2 separate regions of the Homo sapiens genome follow, and region 1 is linked to region 2. A link is a loop called in an ENCODE intact Hi-C map of the cell type or tissue named here. Cell type or tissue: endothelial cell of umbilical vein. All regions are shown on one strand. Links, peaks and the distances in the headings refer to the core of each region. The heading gives the core; the rest is flanking DNA. Region 1 overlaps TMEM248 (transmembrane protein 248). Region 2 has its middle 68 kb from the start of LINC02604.

Region 1 (9,623 bases), core at 773-8,772, 110 kb after region 2:
GCTTGAACCCAGGAGGCAGAGGTTGCAGTGAGCTGAGATTCATGCCACTGTGCTCCAGCCTGGGCGACAGAGGGAGACTCTCTCTCCAAAAAAAAAAAAAAAGAAGTCAGCTGGGCATGCAGGCATGGTGGTGCGCACTTGTAGTCCCAGCTACTCAGGAGGCTGAGGCAGGAGAATTGTTTGAACCCAAGACGTGGAGGTTGCGGTGAGCCGAGATTGCACCACTGCACTCCAGCCTGGGCGACAGAGCGAGACTCCATCTCAAAAAAAGAAAAGAAAAGACAATGCCTAAGATGGGCCCGTGCGCAGTGGCTCACGCCTGTAATCCCAGCACTTTGGGAGGCCGAGGTGGGTGGATCACTTGAGGTCAGGAGTTCAAGACCAGTCTGGCCAACATGGTGAAACCCCATCTCTACTAAAAATGCAAAAAAATTAGCCAGGCGTGGTGGCAGGCGCCCGTGATCCCAGCCACTCTGGAGGCTGAGGTGGGAGAATCACTTGAACCCTGGAGGCGGAGGCTGCAGTGAGCCAAGATCATGCCACTGCACTCCAGTCTAGGCAACAGAGTGAGACTTCACCTCAAAAAAAAAAAAGGCCTAACATTTGGTCTCTTCCTTTTGGAATTTTGGGGTTATGGAAGAGACAAAGATAAACGTGAGTTAATGTTTATCAAGCACTTACAATAGTTCCTGCCACAAAGGAAATGCTACGTAAGTGCTTGATAAGGGATATGAAAAAATACATACTTATAAAATGTGGAGCACTGCCCTTTGACCAGTACTAAACCCATGACAGACTGTAAGTGTTGCAGGAGAAGGGCTAGAAGGCAGTGGAAGCTGGAATAATCAGGAAAGGCTTCATATGGGACACCTGGGCCTTGGAAGAATAACCTTTTGTTCTTTGGTTACCAAAAGGCTTTTTAAAAATTGCTTAGGCTAGATGCAGTGGCTCATGCCTGTAATCCCAGCACATTGAGAGGCTGAGGCAGGAAGATTGCTTGAGCTCAGGTGTTGAAGCCCAGCCTGGGCACATAGCAAACACCTGTCTTTATGAAAAAATTAAAAAAATTAACCAGGTGTTGTGGCGTGCACCTGTAGTCCCAGCTACTTGTGAGGCTGAGGTGGGAGGATTGCTTGAACCTGGGAGGTCGAGGCTACAGTGAGCTAAGATTGTACCACTGTACTCCAGCCTGGGCAATAGAGTGAGACCCTGTCTCAAAAAAAAAAAAAAAAAAAAACAAGAAACAAATAAAAAGTCCTTCAAGGAATTTAAGTGCCCACCAGCCTCCTATTGGCTGTTAGAGGTGAGAATATTCCCATAATAATCAAGGTATGGGTGACTTCTGGGTTTTCCATGTAGCAAGTGGACCTGTTGCTTATGGCATGGCATAAGGACACCTTCGGGATTTTTTGTTGTTATTTTGAGATGGAGTCTCACTCTGTCGCCCAGGTTGGAGTGCAGTGGCACAATCTTGGCTCACTGCAACCTCTGTCTCCCGGGTTCAAGCGACTGTTCTGCCTCAGACTCCCGCGTAGCTGGGATTATAGGTTCGTGACACCATGCCCAGCTAATTTTGTATTTTTAGTGGAGACAGGATTTTACCATGTTGGCCAGGCTGGTCTTGAACTTCTGACTTCAAATGATCCGCCCGCCTCAGCCTCCCAAAGTGCTGGGATTACAGGCATGAGCCACCACGCTTGGCTATTTTTTAATTTTAATTTTATTTTAATATTTTAATTTTTTATTTTAATTTAATTTTTATTTAAAATTTTATTTTAATTTTGAGACTGGGTCTTGATCTGTCGCCAGGCTAGAGTGCAGTGGTGTGATCATAGCTCACTGCAGCCTCAAACTCCTGGGCTCAAGTGATCCTCCCTAGTACCTGGGACCACAGGTGTGCACCAGTACACCTGGCTGATTTTTAAAACTTTTTTGTAGAGACAGAATCTTGCTGTCATGTTCAGGCTGGTCGTGAATTCCCGGCCTCAAGCAATCCTCCTGCCTCAGCCTTCTAAAGTCAAAGTGCTGGGACTACAGATGTGAACCACTGTGCCTGGCAATACGTTGGTTTTAGTTTAAGCTTCATCACTTGCCTTTCTTAACTCTGAAACCCTCTGACCTCTGTTTGTTCATATGTAAAAGGGGAACAGCTGCACTTCTTCAGTCATGTTCATGGGAGAGTAGTAAATTTTAAGTGAAATAATACATATAAAAGATGTTTGAAAATGGCTAGACAGCTGTGCAGAAATGCTGGGGATAATTCACCCAGCCCGAGCTTTTCATCTCTGATCTGCCCGAGGTCTGGTTTGGCATCTCCAGGCCATGTACTGGAAAGTGGCCACTTCCTTCGCTGCTTCGTGGCTCTGAGTTGAGTAGGACTCATGGTCAGGGTCAGGACTGCTCTTCTTCCTCAGATCCCACAAAGGCAGGTGCCTGGGCTGATAGATGATTCCTGTGTGGGTTTGATTTCAGGATTTATTTGTATCCCAGAGAATGACAAGTACGTGGTTCTTGACTTTATAAAAAAATGATTTCTCTTTCATAGGCAGGGAAGCCCACGAGGAGATAAACATCACCTTCACCCTGCCTACAGCGTGGAGCTCAGATGACTGCGCCCTCCACGGTCACTGTGAGCAGGTGGTATTCACAGCCTGCATGACCCTCACGGCCAGCCCTGGGGTGTTCCCCGTCACTGTGTAAGTGTACCCGGCACCTGATGAACGTGCGTAACAAGCTCCACTTGCCGTGAGTACGGCTGGGCTGCTTCAGCTGTAAATTCTCAGGATGGCTCACTTCACATTTCTTTATAGAATTATCTCTACTCGGACCTATCTAAAGGATTATTTAATTTGTCTAAAGGATTATTTAATTTGGAATTCTAAAGATAGAACTTCTGCATATAAAATCAGAAAGTTAGTGCCCCCTCGAGGCAGTAAAAGCACCTGGCTGTTGTTGGACATTCATAGGCTGTCTTTCCCGCAGGAGTAGAAGCAGCAAGTTACAGAAAAGAGGCTCACTGTGGCCGGGTGCCGTGGCTCAGGCCTGCGATCCCAGCACTGTGGAAGGCTGAGGTGGGAGGATCACTTGAGCCCCGGAGTTCAAGACCAGCCTGGACAACATATAGGGAGACCCTGTCTCTATTTAAAAAAAAAAAAAAAGAAAGAAAAAGAAAAAAGAAAAGAGGCTCTCTAAAGATAAAGGTTTTCAGCCAGGTGCGGTGTCTCATGCCTATAATCCCAGCACTTTGGGAGGCCAAGGTGGGCAGATCACCTGAGGTCAGGAGTTCAAGACCAGCCTGGCCAACATAGTGAAACCCCATCTCTACTAAAAATATAAAAATTAGCCAGGCATGATGGCACATGTCTGTAATCCCAGCTACTCAGAGGCTAAAGCAGGGAGGCAGAGGTTGCAGTGAGCTGAGATCGCGCCACTGCACTTCAGCCTGGGCAACAGCAAGACTCTGTCTCAAAAAAATAAATAAATCAAATAAAACAAAGATAAAGGTTTTGTTCATCTCCATTATCCAGAAAGATATTTTAAAATCGTTGATTTTAGTTTATCTTGATTTTAGTTTTAAATCAAGTATAAATCAAAACTTATTTTCTGTTAATTAACTAATTTTAAAATCTAACATTTTAAATCATTTCCCATTAAACAGTTACTTTAATTTTACCTGCGAATTTGAAAATTAGTTTTAAAATCAAATATAAATTGAACTTTATTTTCCATTAAACAATTAAGGTTTTTGAAGCTTTTCCTTCAGTGTTTTTGAGCAGCATTCAGTGTTACTGCTTTGCATTTTAGGTTTTTTTTGTTGTTGGTTTTTTTTGGTCTCTCCTGTCTCTATAAAGGAGATAATTATCTATAAATAAATAGGTGAAATACATAAGATATAGCCTATTTAAAATAATTCTATGGTGAATCCTTTTTAAATAAGAATTATCTCAGGATTTGTCTATTTTAGACATTTGGAGGTTTGTAGGACAAGATCAGATTAAGTTAAACATTACTTTGTGTTGCAGTGACTGATATAGAATTTTGTAGGTAAAGCTTCCAGTTGTAACTAAGTGATATGCTTTGGGCTGGGCGCAATGGCTCACACCTGTAATCCCAGCTACTTGAGAGGCTGAGGCAGGAGAATCAGTTCAACATGGGAGGTGGAGGTTTCAGTGAGCCGAGGTCACACCGGCCTGGGCAACAGAGCAAGACTCCGTCTCAAAAAAAAAAAAAAAGATGATATAGTTTGGCTGTCTCCCCACCCAAATCTCGTTTTGAATTGTAGTTCCCATAATCCTCATGTGTCATGGGAGGGACCCAGTGGGAGGTAATTGAATCCTGGAGATTGTTACCCCCATGCTGCTGTTCTCATAGTAAGAGAGTTCCCATGAGATATGATGGTTTTATAAGGGGTTTTCCACCTTTTATTTGGCACTTCTCTTTGCTGCCGCCATGTGAAGAAGGATGTGTTTGCTTCCACTTCCGCCATGCTTGTAAGTTTCCTGAGGCTTCCCTGACCATGCTGAACTGTGAGTCAATTAAGCCTGTTTCCTTTATAAATAACCCAGTCCCGGGTATGTCTTTATCAGCAGCATGAGAAAGGACTAATATACTAAGAGTTTAGCTCATTTGAGAAGATAGGCTTAAAAGGAGCTTATGTGCTTTGCATCACATGTGAGAGGACTGTAGGCTGAATTCTGAAGGCAAAAATCCAACACCCAAACTCCTAAATGTCAGGCACCTATTTATTTTTCTGTTATATTTTTATTTTTTAAAAAAGACCCTCAAACTAAAATATAATGGTATTTATCTCAAAGAAGCATGAACGTGTAAGTTACATTTTTCCTTTCCATGTGTGTTGCCGTGTTCAGTGTTTTACCAGCTGCTGTGGGGGTGACACAAGTGAATGACTCAGGCCACTGAGCACGTGTCTTTCCTCCTCCTCTTCTCCTGCAGACAGCCACCGCACTGTGTTCCTGACACGTACAGCAACGCCACGCTCTGGTACAAGATCTTCACAACTGCCAGAGATGCCAACACAAAATACGCCCAAGATTACAATCCTTTCTGGTGTTATAAGGGGGCCATTGGAAAAGTCTATCATGCTTTAAATCCCAAGCTTACAGTGATTGTTCCAGATGTAAGTGAGAAAAATTGTGTGTGTGTGTGTGCGTGCATGCATATGCACATGTGTGCGCATGTGCTGCAACCGTTGGTGTAGGCCCTGCTGACTTCCCTGGGTAAGCGTATCCTCTGCCACTTTAGATTTCCAGGTGAGTTAGGACACTAGGCGGAGTGGTGGATGCTTGGAAAAACATGTTACCCATTGGTTAAGAAAAATCTGGTTTTTCTCTTCATTTTCTCTGTTGTTCAGCAGCAGTTATTTCTTGAGCAACTGCCTAATCCCTGGGGGGGGTTACAAGGGATCCTTCTATTAATATTATCTTAGAGGGATGTTCACAGACGTTCATAGAAGACTATCTAGTTAGTGTCCGTGTGAACAAGAAATAGTGCTGCTTAGAGTTCTGAAAGATAGAAGGGAGTAGTAGGAGGAGATGAATCTTCGGCTAGAGAGTGAGGCCTGAATAGGATTTAACTTAACCAAGAGGCAAGGGGAACAAAATACTTACCTATCTCATCTAGTAGCTGTGTGCTGCTAGCTCAGCTTCCTACTTAGACTTGAGCCCACTTACTTTTTTAGAGACAGGATCTTGCTCTGTCGCCCAGATTGGGGTCTAGTGGCGCAATCATAGCTCACTGCAGCTTCAGCCTCCTGGGCTCAAGCTTCCCAAGTGGCTGGGACTACAGGTGCATGTCACCATGCCGGGATAATTTTTAAACTTTTTGTAGAGACGGGGGTCTTGCTGTGTTGCCCAGGCTGGTCTTGAACCCCTGGTCTCAAGCGATCCTCCTGCCTTGGCCTCCAAAGTTTCTGGGATGACAGGTATGAGCCGCTGCACCTGGCCCAAGCCCACTTTTTAACACTGCTTTGATATTTTATAAATATGTTCCTTTCTGGCAGTGTGTGTTAGCTGGATCTCTCTTCTTTTGGCCTGGCCCTTTGCCCTTTTCTTTTTTTCTTTATTTTAATTTTTTTTTATTTTTATTTTTTGAGATTGAGTCTTTCTCTGTCACCCAGGCTGGAGTGCAGTGGCACAATCTCGGTTCGTTGCAACCTCTGCCTCCTGGATTGAAGTGATTCTAAGTAGCTGGGATTACAGGCACCTGCCAACACGCCCAGCTAATTTTTGTATTTTTGGTAGAGATAAGGTTTCGACATGTTGGCCAGGTTGGTGTTGAACTGCTGACTTCAGGTGATCCTCCCACCTCAGCCTCCCAAAGTGCTGGGATTATAGGCATGAGCCACTATGCCCGACCTTTGCCCTTTTCTGGGGCTCATTTGTAGGCCAGGGTCCTGCAGGAGCCAGCTATGGAGGTCAGGCTGGATGGTGGGCTGAGGCCCTTAGTGCCTGGCCAAGGGCAGTCCCTGCCTGTGTTTGGGGCGTGGGTGTTGGTAAAGCAGTGTGTTGAGAAGACTGAGCTGCCCCGCTATGTTATAAATGACCTGGGGGAGCCCAGAGCTGTCCTGAGGCCTGGAGATACTAGAGGGTAAAGGAATGGAACCATGTCTGGGGTCCCTTTAGTAACTTGCAGGGTCTGGGAATTGACTGCATGTGGGAGGTCAAAGGGTAGTGAATCACGGATGATCTCAGCATTTTCATCCAAGGACTTAGGGAAATAGAGAAAAGCAGGAGGAAGGGCGTGACCCCTGGGGAGGGGTGAGGTGCCGAGGCCTTCCTGGTGGGGGCATAGTCAGGAGTTAGGAATGCAGCCTCGGCTGTCAGCCATGCAACCTGAGGGCAGTCTTGTGACGAGGATGTGTCCAGAAAGGAGTGGGGCTTAAAGATGGAGTGTCTGCAGCATTTGCAGGGGAGGAAGCCTGCTGGAGGGGCAGGGTTCAGGCAGTGTGGGGGTGCAGAAGGCAGGGCAGAGGACAGCGCTAGGAAGGCGTGGTGCTCTCCAACAGAGGCTCGGGAGCACCATGTCTTCACTTAATGAGACCCAGCTTTGGTCATTTAGGAGGCAAAAGGAGAAACCTCCTCTTGCAGCTTAAGAAGAAAAGTTGTGGCAAGTCTGGAGGCTGTCAATCCTGTCTCTCAAAACCCAGCATTAAAACCTTTCAGTCACTCAGAGCAGATGTTTCTGATTTTTTTTCTCTTCTTTATTTAGGATGACCGTTCATTAATAAATTTGCATCTCATGCACACCAGTTACTTCCTCTTTGTGATGGTGATAACAATGTTTTGCTATGCTGTTATCAAGGGCAGACCTAGCAAATTGCGTCAGAGCAATCCTGAATTTTGTCCCGAGAAGGTGAGCGGTGGATGGGGTCCGGGCCAGCATTTTACTAGAGGTCTCTGTATACAGAAAGTCCCAGTTATCCTTATTCTATTTATTGTGGGTGGCACCTTTCGTCTAAAGAAATGACAGTCATCCCTTGGTATCCGAGGAGGATTGGTTCCAGGACCCTGGTGGATATCGAAATTCATGAATGTCCAAATCCCTTCTGTAAAATGGTACAGTATTTGCATATGACCTCTGCACATCCTCTGTAACTTTTTTTTTTGAGATGGAGTCTCGCTCTGTCTCCCAGGCTGGAGTGCAGTGGCACTATCTTGGCTCACTGCAGCCTCCGCCTCCCAGGTTCAAGCAGTTCTCCCACCTCAGCCTCCCGAGGAGCTGGGATTACAGTCGCAAGCCACCGCGTCCCACTAAGTTTTTGCATTTTTAGTAGAGACCGGGTCTCACCATGTTGGCCAGGCTGGTCTCAAACTCCTGACCTCAAGTGATCCACCCGCCTTGGCCTCCCAAAGTGCTGGAATTACAGGTGTGAGCCACTGTGCCCAGCTCATCCTCTGTAACGTTAATCTCTAGATTACTTTCTTTTTTTTTTTTTTTTTTTTTTTTGAGAGAGTTTTGCTCTGTCACCAAGGCTGGAGTGCTGTGGCACGATCTTGGCTCACTGCAACCTCTGCCTCCTGGGCTCAAGTGATTCTCTTGCCTCAGCCTCGAGAGTAGCTGGGATTACAGGCATGTGCCACCACACTCAGCTAATTTTTGTATTTTTAGTAGATACAGGGTTTCACCATGTTGTCCAGGCTAGTCTCGAACTGCTGTTATCAAGTGATCCACCTGCCTTGGCCTCCCAAAGTGCTGGGATCACAGGCGTGAGCCACTGGGCCCAGCTTCTAGGTTACTTATAATACCTAATACAATGTAAATACTATGTAAATAGTTGTTACAGTGTATTTTTAAAACTTGTGTTATTTTTATTGTTGTATTCTTATGTATTGGTTTTTTTTCTTTTGAGTATTTTTGCTTTTTTAATTTTTTTTTTTTTTTTTTTTGAGACAGGGTCTCACTTTGTCACCCAGGCTGGAGTAGAGTGGTGCGATCGTAGCTCATGACTCAATCATAGTTCACTGCAGCCTTGACCTCCCAGGCTCAAGCGATCGTCAACCTCCTGAGTAGCTGGGACCACAGGCATGCATCACCACACCTGGTTAATTTTTGTATTTTTTGAAAAGACAGGGTTTCGCCACATTGCCTAGGCTGGTCTTGAATTCCTGGGCTCAAGCAATCCACCCACATTGGCCTCTCAAAGATTACAGGTGATTACAGGTGTGAGCTACCATGCCCAGCCCTCTTTTGTGTATTTTTGGTTGAATCTGTGGATATGAAACCCACAATTACAGAAGGCCAGCGGTAGTTTCTGTCTTCATTAGAAGTGTCTTTACTCTCAACCTAAATTATGTTGTTGGATTTTTAATCATATACCCAAGCCTCTGTTGCTATTAAAGGGAGTGACTTGGCAGTTGTTCTCAAGTCTCCACTGGAGCACTACTGACTCTGGGTAGCTGCCTCCTCTGTAGTTCCATCAGCATAAGAAGTCTTCTAACAGAATGCTTATCAAGGTTTAAAGACAGTTACCTCAGCTAGGTGGACCTGTAATCCCAGGACTTTTAGGAGGCTGAGGCAGAAGGATCACTTGAGCCCACGAGTTCAAGACCAGCCTGGGCAACATAGTGAGAACCCTTCTCTACTAACAGTTAAAAAATTAGCCAGATGTAATGGTGCATGCCTGTATTCCCAGCTACTGGGGAGGTTGAGGAAGGAGAATTGCTTGAGCCCAGAAGTTGGAAGCTGCAGTAACCTACGATTGCACCACTGCACTCCAGCCTGGACAACAGAGCGAGACCGTGTCTCAAAAAAACAAAAACCAGTTAATTCTGTCTCCGCACAGTGGTTCCAGATGGGCCGCGTCTTGCAGGAGACTTTGAGATTTCTAGTAATTTCTTCCTAGGTGAGATTTTCTTTTTAGGGATTTAGTAACTTCACTGTCTGGTTGATATGTGCAATTAGTGTGGCATCCTGGTCTTTGGGTAGGGGCTGAGTTACCTAGGCTTCCCTTTTTTGACTGGTTTCCCTGGCTTGCTGTCTTCCAGGTGGCTTTGGCTGAAGCCTAATTCCACAGCTCCTTGTTTTTTGAGAGAGACTGAGAGAACCATAATCCTTGCCTGCTGAACCCAGCCTGGGCCTGGATGCTCTGTGAATACATTATCTTG
Region 2 (9,623 bases), core at 908-8,907:
TCTGCCTGTCATACTCCTGTCACAGTCCCTCAGGGACCACCCAGCCCAGTCTCCCCAGAGACAAGGGTCCTTTTCTTTCTCTTTTTTTATTTTTGTTCGAGATGGAGTCTCACTCTGTCGCCCAGGCTGGAGTGCAGTGGTGCCACCTCGGTTCACTGTAACCTCCGCCTCCCAGGTTCAAGCGATTCTCCTGCCTCAGCCTCCTGAGTAGCTGGGATTACAGGCATGAGCCATCATACCTGGCTAATTTTTGTATTTTTAGTAGAGATGGGGTTTCACCATGTTGGCCAGGCTGGTCTCGAACTCTTGACCTCAGGTGATCCGCCCGCCTCAGCCTCCGAAAGTGCTGGGATTATAGGCGTGAGCCACTGCACCTGGCCATTTCTTTTTTTTGAGACAGGGTCTTCCTCTGGTTGCCCAGGCTGCAGTGCAGTGGTGTGATCACAGCTCACTGCAGCCTCCAACTCTTGGGCTCAAGTGATTCTCCTGCCTCAGCCTCCTGAGAAGCTGCACTGACAGTCACACACCACCACATTTGGCTAATGTTTTGTATTTTTTGTAGAGATGGGGGGTCTTTTTATGTTGCCCAGTCTGGTCTTGAACTCCTGGCCTCAAGCAATCCTCCCATGTCAGCCACCCAAAATGCCGGGATTACAAGTATGAGCCACTGCGTCCGGCACCCTCTTGGCTTCTGACAGTCACCCCATACTGAGGCTCCAGTGCCCAAATCTACCCTCTCCTCTGAAGATGTGGAAAATGAGGCTTGGCAGGGGGTAGGGTCCAACTTGGAGCCTCTCAGGCTTATGCCTTTTTCTTCTCTCCAGCCTCACAAATCCCAGGGAAGCCAAGCCAGGGAGGTGATGTTTGAGGGGATCTTCTGGAACGTCAGAGCTAAGAACACTGGTTCACAATGCAGGGGGCAGATGTGGCCAGAGAAAGAATTCACAATACCCAGGTGGGCCTCAGAATCCATGGAGAGAAACAGTGGCCTGGAGGCCTCTTCTTCACCAGGGCAGACCCTCAGGAGGCTTATGTTACGGTCCTCATTTCTGCAGGGGGTGGTCAGATGTCCGTCGCTTACTTGGGACAGTGACCGCAATGATGTCCAGATCCTCTGGCTCAATTTTGATTGGCTTCAGCCAACCCAGCTCCCCGGAGGTTCCTGCAAGGAGGAAAAGAAGGATCTGGTCAAGTCTGGCAAGAGCCTGACCAGGCAGAGTGAGTCTTTCCAGAACATTCTGGTGTCTGTAACTTGTTAGTGAGGACCTACCTAGGACAAGTCATGTCACTCCCCTGGCTTCTGCCCAGACCGGAACTGGAGGTCAGGGGGCCCTCAGGCCAGGCTTAGGGGCTCCAATTTACAGACCCGGTAACTGAGGCCCCCCAGAGGGGAGGCTGCTGGTTCAAGAGCCTGCAGCCTGGGTCTGGGCATTGACAGGAGGCAGTGGTGATGCCAGCACCTAGCTCTCCATGTCCCCACCCCAGTAAGCTCCCAGTATGCCTTGCACCTCGGCGCTGCAAGGCCTGGGAGATGCAGGTGGGCAGAGGAGGCTCATTAGCACTCCAGGCTCATGGGCTGAGTTGAGCTCCTCCTCAAAGCTGCGGGTAGGGCTGGTGATTGCCCTCCCGGCCCATGACACACACAGTGGGCCCTGGTCCTTCTCACCTGGCCCACAGTCTTCAGACATGCCGCCCTTGTCTGACCTATGAAGGGAAGCAGGAAATGACACCTGTCAGCCAAGTCCAGGGCCACCCTGCCCCAGCCTTGCCCCTCCAGGCCGTCGGGGCCCCCCGCGGTTGCCACTGCAGAAGGCATCCCTGCCCTCATCACCCCCTGGCCCTCCAGGATGGTGCTCCCCACCTCCACCAGGGAGAGAGATTCCCCGTGCCCTGTCTCCAGGGACCACAATCTCCAGGGGTGGCCAAGCCAGGCATCTGCTCACTGTCCTGGGGTGAGCATCTGGGGATCCCCCTTCCTCACCATCTGTGAGCTCTGGGGCTCCTGGCTTGGCACAGTAGGGGTGTGATCACTGCTTATGGGGGACTGAGACCTGCAGGGCCTGGAAAGTGTTAAGAATCTGGGGAGGGGGCTGGGGAATGAAGGTGGCAGGAACCCTGAGACAGATGATTTGGTTAATTCCCTCCCTCCCAGAGAACTGCAGGGAGAGGCCTGATATGATGTGGGGATTCTGGGATGAACAGCCCACCTCTGCCTTAAGAGGTCACAATGTGCTTGGGGGGTGTTGGTGGATGGTAGCCAAGCTGACTGCTGGGGGCGGGGTCTGGTGGGCACTCAGGTCAGGCATCGAACCTGGTGTTGGTATGTATGTATGCATGTATGTATATATGTATATGTATATATGCATCCATGTATTTTTTTTTTTTGGGGACAGAATCTTGCTCTGTTGCCCAGGCAGGAGTGCAGTGGCACGATCTTGGCTCACTGCAACCTCCGATTCTGGGGATCAAGCGATTCTCCTGCCTCAACCTCCTGAGTGGCTGGGACTACAGGCATGCGCCATCATACCCAGCTAATTATTTTTGTATTTTTAGTAGAGACGGGGTTTCGTCATGTTGGCCAGGTTGGTTTCGAATTCCTGACCTCAGGTGATCTGCGTGCCTCAGCCTCCCAAAGTGCTGGGATTACAGGCGTGAGCCATCGTGCCCGGCCACATGTTTGTATTTTTGAGACAAGGTCTTACTCTGTTGTCCAGGCTGGAGTGCAGTAGTGCGATCACAGCTCACTGCAGCCTTGACCTCCCAGGCTCAAGCAATCCTCCCACCTCAGCCTCCCAAGTAGCTGGGATCACAGGTAGCAGCCACCACGCCCAGCTAACTTTTTATGTTTTGTAGAGACAAGGGTCTCACTGTGTTGCCTAGGCTGGTCTCAAACTCCAGGGGTCAAGAGATCCACCCACCTTGGCCTCCCAAAGTGCTGGGATTACAGGAATGAGCCACCAAGCCCAGCCTGGTGTGGGCATGTATTTATTTTGAGACAGAGTCTCGCTCTGTCACCCACCCAGGCTGGAGTGCAGTGGCACAATCTCAGCTCACTGCAACCTCTGCCTCTTGGGTTCAAGCGATTCTCCTGCCTCAGCCACCTGAGAAGCTGGGATTACAGGTGCCTGCCACCATGCCCAGCTAATTTTTTATATTTTTAGTAGAGATGGGGTTTCACCATGTTGGTCAGGCTGGTCTCAAACTCCTGAACTCAGGTGATCCACCCACCTCAAACTCCCAAAGGGCTGGCATTACAGGTATAAGCCACCGTGCCTGGCCTTTATTTTCATTTAATGAGAACCTCAGCCAGGCGCAGTGGCTCAGTCCTGTTATCCCAGCCTTTTGGGAGGCCGAGGCAGGAGGATCACTTGAGGCCACGAGTTCAAGACCAACCTGGACAACACAGTGAGACCTCTGTCTCTGTTAAAAAAAAAAAATAGAGACAATCACATTGAGGGCATACAGGAAATGGAACTAAGATATATTTTGGCTTTGTAAATCAGTGTTTTCACATGCTGGTTTTGTTAGATTTATTTTTCCACCAGTGAAAACATTTTTTGAACACAAATTTCTTTTCCAACTAAACAATTTGTAAGTAAAGTTCATTCAAATGTGTGTTGAAACATTTAATGTTTGTCTTCTGAAGTTTATCTTTATGTACATCAAGATATTGGTTGTCTTGTTTTAAATGTATCATTGGATATCACACATTATATTAGTTGTTTAATAAGGGTAATGCCCATCTAGGAATGAATAGTTTTTTTAAATCAAAAACAAGAAGACAAATGACAAACTCCATGTGGCAGATAAAAGGTTAATGAGCTTCACATATAAAGAACTTCTTCAAATAAGTAAAGAAAAAAACATTTAGGCCAGGCGCGGAGGCTCATGCCTGTAATCCCAGCACTTCGGGAGGCCGAGGTGGGCGGATCATGAGGGCAGGATATCAAGACCATCCTGGCTAACACGGTGAAACCCTGTCTCTACTAAAAATACATAAAATTAGCCAGGCGTGGTGGCAGGCACCTGTAGTCCCAGCTACTCAGGAAACTGAGGCAAGAGAATGGCGTGAACCCAGGAGGCAGAGCTTGCGGTGAGCCGAGATCGTGCCACTGCACTACAGCCTGGGCGACAGAGTGAGACTCCATCTCAAGAAAAAAAAGAAGAAGAAACATTTAAAACATTAAATAATGCACCAAGGACATGAATGAACAATTCACCATTTAGACATACAAAGGGCCAACAAGGGATGACAAATATTCATCTTCATTAGTAATAAATGTCACTTGAAATTTGTCAAGTTGTCAAAAATGAAAAATTTAGTTTTGGGGTTATTTTTGGAAATCAGGTCTCACTATGTTGCCCAGGCTGGTCTCAAACTCCTGAGCTCAAACAATACTCCCACCTTGGCCTCCCAAAGTGCTGGGATTATAGATGTGAGCCACCACACATGGCCAAGATAAAAATTTAGGATTGCATTTTTGCATTTTATGCCTATGAGCGTACAGAAAGATGTACCTCCCTGAGAAGCAAAAATTGTAACATTTCCAGAGAGCAACTCAGTACAGTGTGTCATGAGCCTTAAAAACCTTTTTAGGCTGGGAGCAGTGGTGGCTCATGCCTGTAATCCCAGCACTTTGGGAGGCTGAGGCAGGAGGACCACTTGAGCTCAGGAGTTCAAGACCAGCCTGGGCAATATAGCAAGACCTCATCTCTACAACACCAACACCCACACCTTGGAATGAGCCTGATCTCTGCCACTGAGTGGGGTGGGGCCTTGGATGAGTCACACTCCTTTACGAGGCCTCAGTGCTCCTCACCTGTAAAGTGGGTCTTAGGACATGGGGATTTTGTGAGGTGGGATAGAAGAATACAGGGGGCTGGGCACGGTGGCTCATGCCTGTCATCCCTGCACTTTGGGAGGCAGAGGTGGGAGGATCGCTTAAGGTCAGGAGTTCAAGACCAGCCTGGCCGACATGGTGAAGCCCTGTCTCTATTAAACATACAAAAATTAGCCGGGTGTGGTGGCAAGCGCCTGCAATCCCAGCTACTCGGGAGGGTGAGGCAGGAGAATCACTGGAACCTGGGAGGCGGAGGTTGCAGTGAGCCGACATTGTGCTACTGCACTCCAGTCTGGGCCACAGAGTCAGACTCTGTCTAAAAAAAACAAAACAAAACAAAACAAAAAAACACGGGGAAGCACCTAGCCTCATGCCTGGCACACCACTAAGGTTATCTTATCTTATTCTCTTTTTTTAAAGGAGGGTCCCAGCTCCTCCCTTCCCTCCCTCCCTTGTCCCTGCCCAGAGAGCAGCTGGGATGGGAGCTGGCAAGGGGATGGGTCCAAAGCCCTTCTGCAAACAGGGCCACTGGAGGGGGCTGGGATGCCCCCAACCCTGTCCCACTTCTTGCTCACCGTATCTTGTGTTGAAGAGCAGCTCCACCTGCTTCCACAGGGGCCGGATCACGTCACCTTGACTGTCTGGAAGGCAAAAGGCAGTCTGTTGAGGCTCTTTGGTGGCAGCTTCTCGGCTGATGTTCCTGCTCTGCTGGTACCAAGATTGGCCTTGTGGTGGGATCTTGGAATGGGGGAAGGCTGGGGCTGGGGTGGTGGCAGTGGGCAACTTATTTCCTCAGAAATGGCACACGCAGACAGGTCCACAATTCCTGTGAGCCAGACAGTGCTCACATTCCTGTTAGTGAAATCAAATCTAGGGCATCACCAGCCTGAATGAAGATTTGGAAGGTTCTGTGGACTACGAGTGACCATGCATCTTTCTAGGTATGTGACTGAGTATAGTATGTGACTGAGAACTACTGGGTACACACTAAGCCTGCAAATTGAGCACACCGCCACCAGGTGGCAGTGGAACTGTGTTAAGACTTCATGGTTCCTCCTGCCGGGCTGGGTTTGGGAAGTGACAATTCTGTCCTCTGACACTCACTCATTCTATTCCAGGATACTCCAGAGGTGAAACAGACCCACCCTCACGCTGGCCTCCCTCTCTCTCTGTCCTACTTCCACTCTCAGCAGGGAGGGAATTCTCACGTTCCTGAGAATGGGTGTGTCTGCTGGACACAAAGCCAATTTTGTGCTTTCAGGCCTCTATTCTACTTGTTCAGATAGAGGAGGCTCAGTTCCCAGTCTTAAAACCTTTGTGGAAAGCAGCAAACAAAGTCTTGTAATTTCCCTTAGCAGTGGGAACCGCTTGCAGCTCTGACCAGGTACCTCCTGGTTCTAGAAGACATGTCCTTAAATCTCCTCCCACCTCAGGCAGCCCACAGGACTCCCACCCCCAAACCAGGGTGCTGGAGAGAGATGGGATGGAGAGAAGGAAGAGACCCAGAGGCCAAGGGTAGGTGGAGGGCAGGGGAGGAGACATGGGGTGGCGGTGGGCGTAAAACGTGGGGGATAGACAGTGCCTCACCCTCCACGGGCCTCTCCTCAGGCCGTGGGTCCTCACTCAGGCCTTTGTCTAAAAGAGAACAGAGGATGCCGGGAAGCCATGTTCATCATCTCCTAAGCCTTGCACTGCTGACGTCAGACCAGATAGCTGGGGAATGGAGGGCCAGGGGACCCCAACTCTGAAGCACGGCACCCACTCCAATGGGATCAGGGATCCAGATTCCATACAGGTGCCCACCCTGGCCTTCACACAGAAGCAGGCTGAGATCATTTTGCATGTACCTCCCAAGCTAGTCTGTTGTAGACACCGAGGACACATGGGAACAAGACAAAGTCCTCGGCCAGGCACGGTGGCTCATACTTGTCATCCCAGCACTTTGGGAGGCTGAGGCAGGAGGATCATTAGAGGTCAGGAGTTCGAGACCTGCCTGGTCATCATGGTGAAACCACATGTCTACTAAAAATACAAAAAAATTAGCCAGGCATGGTGGTGGGCACCTGTAATCCCAGCTACTCAGGAGGTTGAGGCAGGAGAACTGCTTGAACCCAGGAGGTGGAGGTTGCAGTGAGCTGAGATTGCGCCACTGCACTCCAGCCTGGGCGACAGAGTGAGGATCCATGTCAAAAAATTTAAGAGATGGGTCTCTGTATGTTGCCCAGGCTGATCTTGAACTCCCGGCCTCAAATAATCCCCTCGCCTTGGTTTCCCAAAGTGCTAGGATTACAAGCATGAGCCACCTTAACTTGCCTATTTTACTTATTTGCTTACTATCCATCTATCTCTTCACATGAGGATGTGAACTCCAGGAGGTGGGGACTTCAGGTTCACTGCTTTGTCTCCAGCCCCTTATATGGGACCAGGTACACAATAGATGCTCAATAAATAGTTGTTGGATAAATGGACAAATTAATCCCAATAGGTGGCTCCTGGGAAGGATGCTGAGCCTTGTTATAAATGGAGCCTACAGTCGTGTGTGGTGGCTCACACCTGCAATCCCAGCACTTTGGGAGGCTGAGGCAGGTGGATCACCTGAGGTCAGGAGGTCGAGATCAGCCTGAACAACATGGCGAAAGCCCGTCTATACGAAAACTAAAAAATTAGCCAGGCGTGATGGCGTGTGCCAGTAATCCCAGCTACTTAGGAGACTGAGGCAGGAGAATCGCTTGAACCAGGGAGGCACAGGTTGTGGTGAGCCAAGATCGCACCACTGCACTCCAACCTGGGCAACGAGAGTGAAACTCTGTCTCAAAATGTGTGTGTGTATATATATATGTGTGTGTATGTGTATATATATATATACGTATATATATGTATATATATGTATATATATGTATATATGTATATATATGTATATATATGTATATATATGTGTGTGTGTATATATATACGTATATATATGTATATATGTGTGTGTATATATGTGTATATATGTGTGTATATATGTGTGTATATATAATGTGTGTATATATATGTGTGTATATATATGTGTATGTATATATATGGGTATATATATGTGTGTGTATATATATGGGTACATATCTATATATCTATATATCTATATCTATATCTATATATAAACACACAAAGATGACGTGAAATGCCCAAGGTCTCTAAATAAATAAATAGAGCCTACTTGCCTACTTGAGGTTTCCAAAAGGAACCCAGCCTTGGATTGGGGTCAGGCATATATTGGATTACATCTACTAGAGCCGGTCAACACCAAGAAAAGCCTGAGGCCTGTCTGGCCCACCCCTTTCCCTTTGCTCCCTGGGGAGATGAGTCCCAAGCACCACCAGCCCAGCTCCATTTCTTACCTGTCAGCATCTCCATCCCACAATCAGAATCCTCCGATGGCAGGTGCCCAGCCATTGAGTCTGTCATTTCCTCAGAGGTTGGTGACGGGTCTGAAGACAAAACTCCAAATGACATGGGTGTCTTCTGCCTGTTGTACTCCTGTCACAGTCCCTCAGGGACCACCCAGCCCAGTCTCCCCACAGACAAGGGTCCTTTTCTTTCCCTTTTTTTTTTTTCATTTGAGATGGAGTCTCACTCTATTGCCCAGAGGAGGCTCATTAGCACTCCACTCTCATAGGCTGAGTTGAGCTCCTCCCCAAGGCTGGTGGTTGCCCTCCCTGCCCACGATACACACAGCGGGCCCTGTTCCTTCTCACCTGGCCCGCAGTCTTCACACATGCTGCCCTTGTCTGACCTGTGAAGGGAAGCAGCAAATGACACCTGTCAGCCAAGTCCAGGGCCACCCTGCCCCAGCCTTGCCCCTCCAGGCGGTCGGGGCCCACCGCGGTCGCCACAGCAGAAGGCATCCCTGTCCCCATCAGTCCCTGGCCCTCCAGGATGGTGCTCCCCACCTCCACCAGGGAGACAGATTCCCTGTGCTTTATCTCCAGGGACCACAATCTCCAGGGGTGGCCAAGCCAGGCACCTGCTCACTGTCCTGGGGTGAACCATCTGGGGATCCCCCTTCCTCACCATCTGTGAGCTCTGGGGCTCCTGGCTTGGCACAGTAGGGGTTTGATCACTGCTTGTGGGGGACTGAGACCTGCAGGGCCTGGAAAGTGTTAAGAATCTGGGGAGGGGGCTGGGGAATGAAGGTGGCAGGAACCCTGGGACAGATGATTTGGTTAATTCCCACCCACCCAGGGAGCTGCAGGGAGAGGCCTGATATGATGTGGGGATTCTGGGATAAACAGCCCACCTCTGCCCCTAAGAGGTCAGAACACATGCTTGGGGGGTGTTGGTGGATGGTAACCAAGCTGACTGCTGGGGGCAAGGTCTGGTGGGCACTCGGGACAGGCATCGAACCTGGTGTTGGTATGTGTTTACGCATGTAAGTGTATATATATATGCATTCATGTTTTTTTGTGTGTGTGTGGCACAATCTTGGCTCAATGCAACCTCTGCTCCGGGGTTCAAGCGATTCTCCTGCCTCAACCTCCTGAGTGGCTGGGACTGCAGGCATATGCCACCATACCCGGCTAATTATTTTTGTATTTTTAGTAGAGACGGGCTTTCGTCATGTTGGCCAGGTTGGTTTCAAACTCCTGACCTCAGGTGATCTGCGTGCCTCAGCCTCCCAAAGTGTTGGGATTACAGGCGTGAGCCATCGTGCCTGGCCACGTTTGTATTTTTGAGACAAGGTCTTAATCTGTTGTCCAGGCTGGAGTGCAGTGGTGCGATCATAGCTCACTGCAGCCTTGA

The links. A loop is a pair of places that touch in the nucleus more often than their neighbours do. Peaks named below come from ENCODE experiments on the same cell type or tissue, not always from the same donor. Only the 100,000 strongest peaks of a DNase experiment are listed, where the experiment ranks them.
Region 1: it touches region 2 in a loop (9-fold over the local background); 2 of 110 quality-filtered maps call a loop at or near these places.

Annotation. Positions count from the first base shown.
Region 1 is chr7:66,945,999-66,955,621 of GRCh38, forward strand. It overlaps TMEM248 (transmembrane protein 248), which reads left to right. Exons shown (of 7, transcript NM_017994.5): 4 at 2,546-2,696; 5 at 4,954-5,137; 6 at 7,228-7,371; 7 at 9,504-9,623. The coding sequence ends at 9,524. Among named protein-coding and RNA genes, the nearest start is that of TMEM248, 30 kb to the left of the region's middle. RefSeq lists enhancers at 4,404-5,603, 6,624-6,918 and a silencer at 6,624-6,918. In endothelial cell of umbilical vein, for the core only: no CTCF peak of the experiment used is centred there; DNase peaks (open chromatin) are centred at 4,553 and 6,783; H3K27ac peaks cover 3,745 bases.
Region 2 is chr7:66,831,319-66,840,941 of GRCh38, forward strand. It overlaps the pseudogene GTF2IRD1P1. Among named protein-coding and RNA genes, the nearest start is that of LINC02604, 68 kb to the right of the region's middle. RefSeq lists an enhancer at 1,643-2,204. In endothelial cell of umbilical vein, for the core only: a CTCF peak has its summit at 5,858 (motif pointing right); no DNase peak of the experiment used is centred there.